Linked DNA regions of Homo sapiens: regions 2 and 3 are each linked to region 1. Evidence: read pairs that join two places in POLR2A ChIA-PET (ENCODE). Cell type or tissue: GM12878. All regions are shown on one strand.

Region 1 (2,500 bases):
CAATTTTAATAAATGTGGTGCCGAAGTGAGCATGAAGTTTAACATCTAAAAAAATGTCTGTAGGGCCAGGCGCAGTGGCTCACACCTGTAATCCCAGCATTTTGGGAGGCCGAGGTGGGCAGATCACCTAAGGTCAGGAGTTCGAGACCAGCCTGACCAACATGGAGAAACCCCATCTCTACTAAAAATACGAAATTAGCAGGGTATGGTGGTACATGCCTGTAATCCCAGCTACTTGGGAGGCTGAGGCAGGAGAATAGCTTGAACTAGGGAGGTGGAGTTTGCAGTGAGCCAAGATCGCGCCATTGCACTCCAGCCTGGGCAACAAGAGCGAAACTCCGTCTCAAAAAAACAAAAAACAAAAAACAAACAAACAAACAAACAAAAAAGTCTGTGGTAGACCTGGAGGCACATAATCACTTTTTGGAATACAGTTTGTCACTTTTAATTGAAAATAACTAAATGTCAGTGTGTAACTGAGGATCAGATGTCAAGGTTGGGAGGAGAGCGTCTTCCCTTAAATGCTGTTTGTTGTGACAGAAGCACATGCTATCATTGAAAGCAAACAAAAGAGACAAACAATAACTCTGGGTGTCAATAGTAAACAGTGGCTACTACAGACCTACAGAAATTGGATTTCCTGTTGGCTATGGGATTCCAGTCAAGCAAGGTCCGAAGTCTTTGACATGTACTTGAATGCATTTACAGTAAATGAGATTTAGAAAGCTAATCTTTTCCCAGAGGTAATGCTGCCTAACTATTGTCTGGAGATGCGCAGGGACCATCCCTAGATTCCATTAAGAAGTGGTTTCTTTGGAGGTTGCAGTGAGTCCAGATTGCGCCATTGCACAATACCCTGGGCGACAGAGCAAGGCTCTGTCAAAACAACAAAAAAAGCGACTCCTTAAAATGTACCCACTGCAAAATGAGCCCTGAGTTGTGACTCCTCTGAAATGTTACTGGGGAAGGGAGACTGAATCACAGCTGTGAAAATGTGGTCACAAAGGACAGAGTCAGGGTAAGAGTTTGCCAGGTGACTCCAGTGATGCGCCACGTCAGAGCGGTCACCGGGGCAGGCTGACACACCTCCTCCCACCAGCTAGGCAGGGGTGGGAGCCGGCCCCACAAGGGAGGCTGCTGTCTCACTAGGCTATCGCTTTGATAATAGGTTCCTCTAAGGATATGGGGTTTCCTTTGTTCTGTCTTTATGTTCAATAAGTAACTTTCCCATCTTAATTTGCATTTCCAAGTGAGTTTTCTCACTGGGGAGAGGCTGTGATGACTGGTTGAAACAAGTCGTGTGGTTATACACGGTTATACATGCCTTCCAGGGAGATGAATGCATTTGCACTGGCCACTGTCTACACTCAGTCTTGAGACAGTGTGAATTTGTGGAGCCTGTGTCTGTATGGAACCATCACAGGCTTGGAATGAGACACGTCTGGGCTCCATTCTTAGCCTCCCCACTCACTAATGTGTGATCTTGACCTTGTTGCTTAACACTTCCTCCTGTGTCAAATAGAACTGATAGAGTTTTGCAGAGCTTGGGTGAAAACTGAGAAACTCTAGGCAAAGCACTTGAGATCATGCAATGCAGTAGACACGGGATAAATAGTGCTACTAATAAATGCCACCCAAAGGAAGGCCTCACTCCAAAAATAAATACATAAAATAAAATAAATGGCACAATTGTTCCCCTGAGTGAGCTGAGGGTACAGGCCGCTCCTGGCATTGGAGTGACCCCAGACCTAGGCAGTGACCTCTGAGCCCCTCAAGAACCAGCCCGCCAGCTCCCTGCTGAGTTTATTCAGGTTTGGGGCATCAGATAAAGCTGTGAAGGCAGGAGCCTGGATCTACACCCGGTTCTTCTACGAGCAGGCTCAGTGACTGAGGCAGTGAGATAACCTCCCTGGGCCCCAAGAGTCCCCATCTATGATGTGAAAGGGACTTGGACTAGATTGAATTTCTTTCTTTTTCTTTTTTTTTTTTTTTTTTGAGACAGGACCTGGCTCTGTCACCCTGGCTGGAGTGCAATGGCATGATCACGGTTTCGAACTCCTGGGCTCAAGTGGTCCTTCCACCTCAGTCTCCCAAAGCGCTGGGATTACAGGCATGAGCCAATGTGACCAGCCCCATTTCATGATTTTAGTCAACTTGGCCTCCCGAGAGACAAAGAGAAAAGTATCACAAACCACAAAAGACAAAAGATGGGAGTAGCGGCAGAGGAAAATGTACCAAGTCAAAGACAATAGAATGACTGGTTCCATTTCCTACATGCCCTTTCTCCTCTCCGACTCGTTTTTCTGGATGCTGACTGACGACACCTGTGATTGTTCCCCAGCCTTCAGCGGGGTCAGCTTCAGAGCAGGTGCCCTTGGTGCGGAAGGAAAGGGCCTCTGTGAGGATGGGCAGTGAGTCTGTGCCCAGGGCAGGGCTGCGCCTGGCTGGGAGTGCCTCTGAAGTCAGACAGGAAGCTCCTTTCAAGTCGTCTGCTGAAGAA
Region 2 (2,500 bases), 170 kb after region 1:
CGGCGTGTATTCCTCATTTTAAAGCTTTAGATCATTTGTATTTACTTTGATTTAAAGATACTGTCTTACATTTGATATTGTCAGTTGGTATCAACATTTAAAAACAGGTTTACAATTGATAATGAGAAAATAACTTTTATTCGAGGAATGCAAGTCCTTTTATTTTTTATTTGTTTTTGAGATGGAGTCTTGCTCTGTCACCCAGGCTGAAGTAGCTGGGATTACAGGGGGCCTTGCTAATTTTTTGTATTTTTAGTAGAGACGGGCTTTCACTATGTTGGCCAGGCTGGTCTCGAACTCCTGAGCTCAAGTGATCCACCCGCCTCAGCCTCCCAAAGTCCGGGGATTACAGGTGTGAGCCACCACGCCCAGTGAGCTTGGGTTTTCTGCTATAGAACTGACCAGGGCATTCTGGATTTGTGAGTGAAAGCAGGAACCCCTGGAGGGGTGCATCTTGCATTCTGCTTGTTGGGCGAGATGAATGTAGGCCACTCTACCTTCCAGACTGCAGAACTTCCTTGGTATTTACCTTTGTGAAAGGGATCCACAAATGACTTTTTACCCCTGCCAGGGGTTGATGGAAGTTGTTTCCAGGTGTGACCCATCTTCATTGGCTTATCCTGGCGAGCTGTTAGGAAAAAGTGTCATTTTAACTTGCTGTATTCCTCTGAAGCTCCAGAATACAAGATCTGAGCTCACTCTGTTGAAAAACTCCTTTGTTTCTACCTGAAAGCACAGGATGTTCATTTCTATCAGATCAGTTCTTTTCTGTATACCAGCCTGAACATGTGTGTGTCTTTGTCTAAGCACCTCTTGCTTCATAAGATACACCACCAAATTGAAAAGAGTTAGTGACAACTGTTCCTTGGCTGGCATCAAAACCAGACACCAAAGAAAAGCCAGCAAGTAATTTTGTAAGACTAGGTCGGGCTGACCGACGTCATTTTTCTTTCTCAGTTTTGTGTAACTTTTCTGTTTTAAAAAATTGTTTTGCATTAACACGCTGACAGAAATATGCTGCTAATGACATAGTCATGATCTTGATGATGGTGATAATAACTGTAGCCAGCCTTCCTTCACTCTTTGCTCCCCATGTGCCAGGCACTATGCTACACGTGGGACCCCTTTAATCTCACAGTGATCCTGTGTGGGGGGCATAGTTGTTGCTGTTACCTCAGATGAAGAGGGGAGGCTGAGCAATGTTGAGTCAAACCACAGGGACAGGCAGAGCCACGTTCTGAGCTGCACCGTCTTTCTTCCTGATGTAACCATTGTGCCCAGCACATTTAGCATCACCATTTGCTTTCAAAAGCCAGAACATTTTAATCAGAGGAATGCAAACTTTTAAAAGACATTATGAATTTACTTTTTGTGCAGTTTCCTGATGAAAATCACAGGGCTTGCATGTTTTCAAGTGACCAATTTTAATACTAGGTTGGTATTCTTCCTTCCCTCCTTCCTCTTGTCTCTCCGTCTTTCCCTTTTATGTCTTCCATCACAGGGAGTTCTGCATCTCCGTTGCAGAACAACCCTGTAGACTTTTAGGGTTTTGAGTTCCCAGAGGAGCATCTCAAAGCCTTTCCAAATCCAATGATGTCAGACCTTAAAGATCACGGGGCCCAGGGCTGGCAAATCCATGGCCTCACTTTGCTGCCCACCTTTCCGGGTCTGTCATGGAAACTGAGAACAGGGCACATCCCTGTCTGGAGTCTTGGAATCTCTACATCATTGCAGGTGATACCCCTAGGAAACTGGAACTTAAGATACAATTTATCTGCCTTTCCTAATTTACTCTGAAAGCAAAAGTTCTAGATTAGATTCCTGTGGTCCGTGGTGGGAGAGTCATCTGTCCAAGGCCACATACCTTGTAAGTGGCAGGTGAGTCTTGACTGCAAGGCTAGCGTTTTCTGCTCTGCCGGGACACCTTGATTTTCTCAGAATGCAGGTCCAGCGCAAGAGTTTCCTGCTCAGAAATGCCCATGGCTCCCTTTCACTTACAGTTCTTCCTGACCCTCAGGGCCTCTAGGATGAAAAGTCTGGGAGCAAGTTACTTCATCACATCCAGATAACCCTTTTATGTGCAGGGTGTTTGGTTGGAGGTGCTGCCCTCAAGGCGTTTACAGGCTAGCCGAGGGCTCGAGGTGTCATCTCCGTTTAAGAATGCTTAGAATACCAGGCAAAAAGTGATAGTTTTAATCAGCAGTAAGAAGTGCTTTTGCAGTTCAAAGGTGTGAGATGATCATGGATTGGCCATAACCAGGAAAGACTTTTGGGAGGAGATGGCATTGACTAGATCTTCATAGAAGGACAGATGTGTGGGCATGGTGACTGAAACAGCATGAAGGGTGACTTGTGTCTAAGGAGCAGGAAACATTTGGCTGGGTGATGTGGTCTGCAGGCAGAAGATAAGGCTAGGAAATGACTGTCCCGGAGGGTCTTGGATGAAGGGCCATCCGCTAATACTGAGGAAGTCATTGGGAGCCAGTGAAAATTTTTGAGC
Region 3 (2,500 bases), 190 kb before region 1:
AAATCTGCTTTTGGACTAGATATTACAATTGGAGATAACTATGACTTACGGGAAATATTAAATTAAGAATTCTTTATAAGACACTTGCCAAACAATCTAAGTTCTTACTCCACTTTCAAAAACCCAAAAATGTAAACTGTAAATTATGCATTATTGAGATGGTTTCTAAAAGAAAGGCTAAAAAAGAAAAAGAATAAGAAAACCTGAAAGCACTGCAACTAGCATACTCAAAAGAAAAAGAAAAGAATGTGGAACAAAAGGTATCATACCTTTTACAGAAGCAGGAAGAGAAAGAGAACAGAGAAATACAATCTGTTTATTTGGTTCTGTGATGAAGCAAGGTTTTAGTTCTTTGCAAAAGTAGATATCCATAGGTTAACTGTAATTTAAGTAGCAAGAGCAATAAAGTTTGAAAGATAAAGGAGAATATGAAGCTCATATTGTAAAGTTGGTCCTTCTCAACCAAGTCGATTAAAAAATTAAGAGAAGGTGGGACTAGTTATAAGAGAAATAATTCCAAACAGCCATATAGCTGCAATTGACGGGGATGAGACTATGGTTATGCATTTTAGGGGAAGATGAGTACAGGAAAAACAATGGGAGAAAGCAGTACCATGAAATTACACCATTGGTCTTATACTCTTTATGAAGCAAAGTAACAGTAACTTTCAAAAAATAATCTTTACGCTTTCATGTAAAAACAGAATAGCCAAGAGGGATACTCGTAAATAAATATTCCAAACACTTGTAAATGTCTTTAATATTTCAAACATGAATTATACATAAATTCACGAGGCTCTCTAATATAGATTCACGGCTACTCCAATTTAATTGCCTGAGACACCTGTTATTATTTAAGTAATCTTAACTCTTTACTAAAATCACTAAAGGACTAGCTATTCAGTAAGTGTCTCTTTTTCAATTCATTTCCCACATGCTGCCTGCTTTTGGCCATTTCACAGTAAATGAACTACAGAATGGGCTGCTGAGGAGGAAATGAAAAGTGAAATTCAAATAATCATGGCCTGTCTCCATCCTTTCAAACACCTCCCTCCCCCGCCACCACCACTTCATGTGAAACCAATTTTTTTTTCTTTTTTTTTTTTTTTTGAGACTCAAGTCTCGCTCTATCACCCAGGATGGAGTGCAGTAGCACGATCTCGGCTCACTGCAACCTCCAACTCCCGGGTTCAAGCGATTCTCCTGCCTCAGTCTCCTGAGTAGCTGGGATTACACGCGCGAGCCACCATGCCCAGCTAATTTTTGTATTTTTAGTAGAGACGGGGTTTCACCATGTTTGGTCAGGCTGGTCTCCTGATTTGCCCGCCTCGGCCTCCCAAAGCACTGGGATTACAGGCGTGAGCCACCGCACCCGGCCAATGTGAAACCAAATTTTTAAACTTTTGAAGGAGTTACTTGCTTGACTAGAATCACTGTAAGGTTGTTTTGTTTTGTTTTCAATAGCATGCTTCTTTACTGCACATTAAGTACATCTGAAAACACATATCTACGTATTAAGTATAAATGTATTAACTACTAGATAGTAAATCTGACAAAGGAGATAAACTACCTGAATTAGCTTAAGATCAGAAAAAAGAATTTTACCATTATTTTACTTACCTAGATTGGTCCTATCTTACACATCTGAACAAAACCTGTATCTTTCTAAGTGCAGAAACATGCCTAATTTTACTCCTCCAGAAATTTTAAGAGTAAAAACATTCCAAGCACCCATATTCAGTAATGTGGGTCTTTATGTGTGATACAGTTGTCATAATTCCAAAGTGGATACTTTCACCATAATCAGTGCTAAGATATAAATTCCAGTTAAAAACATTTCTAAGCCAAAAAAAAATCATTTTTTGTGCTATCAATAAAAAAATTGAGATTAAGAATATAAACAAAACTATCTGCTATTTTGCTATTCTAAGTTGGATGATTTAAGTCTGCTATGTTTAAAAAAACACACAAAAAAAAACCTTTACTAAGATAACTTTAAAGACACTGAGTTTATTTTGTGAAATTCTCAGGGAAAATATTAGCATCACATTAGCTCCACTCTTAAACGTTCACAGGATTTTATTAGTATCTTGATATTTAAATGGCCTGGTTATACTACTGTTTAGAAAACATGCACAAAGATGTTTCTCATTTGTGGAGATCTGAGAGGCTTCAAAAAAGTCTGACAAGAGGATGAGTTGCTAGTAAGGTTTTCTTAGAGGTAAGCATCCTTCCTGACCAACGAGATGGTTATTTAAGCAGTCTTTAAGCAAAACTACCATATAGTTTTATAGCCTATGCATTTCCTCTACTTATAAAAACTACTTCACACACACGTTGCCAGTAATTTCCTCTATCACTCCTAGGAAGGCCTGTCATGAAATGTGCAAATAGATATCATTTTACTTTGTAAACCTTGCTATAACTGAATTAGTTATGCTTCACTTAATAATGGGGATACATTCTTAGAAATATTAGGCAACTTCATTCTGCGAACATT

What was found. ChIA-PET counts read pairs that join two places held together with the same protein. Peaks named below come from ENCODE experiments on the same cell type or tissue, not always from the same donor. Only the 100,000 strongest peaks of a DNase experiment are listed, where the experiment ranks them.
Region 2: POLR2A ChIA-PET joins it to region 1 with 5 read pairs; 2 of 35 experiments call an interaction of 5 or more read pairs at or near these places.
Region 3: POLR2A ChIA-PET joins it to region 1 with 7 read pairs; 1 of 35 experiments calls an interaction of 5 or more read pairs at or near these places.

Annotation. Positions count from the first base shown.
Region 1 is chr10:34,940,502-34,943,001 of GRCh38, reverse strand. It overlaps the pseudogene RNU6-193P. Among named protein-coding and RNA genes, the nearest start is that of LINC02635, 31 kb to the left of the region's middle. In GM12878, no CTCF peak of the experiment used is centred here; a DNase peak (open chromatin) is centred at 1,281.
Region 2 is chr10:34,770,015-34,772,514 of GRCh38, reverse strand. The region is part of intron 1 of PARD3 (par-3 family cell polarity regulator); the gene reads left to right. Among named protein-coding and RNA genes, the nearest start is that of PARD3, 44 kb to the left of the region's middle. In GM12878, no CTCF peak of the experiment used is centred here; no DNase peak of the experiment used is centred here.
Region 3 is chr10:35,130,812-35,133,311 of GRCh38, reverse strand. All of the region lies in intron 1 of CREM (cAMP responsive element modulator), which reads right to left. Among named protein-coding and RNA genes, the nearest start is that of CREM, 5.2 kb to the right of the region's middle. In GM12878, no CTCF peak of the experiment used is centred here; a DNase peak (open chromatin) is centred at 1,001; H3K4me3 peaks cover 2,385 bases; H3K27ac peaks cover 2,500 bases.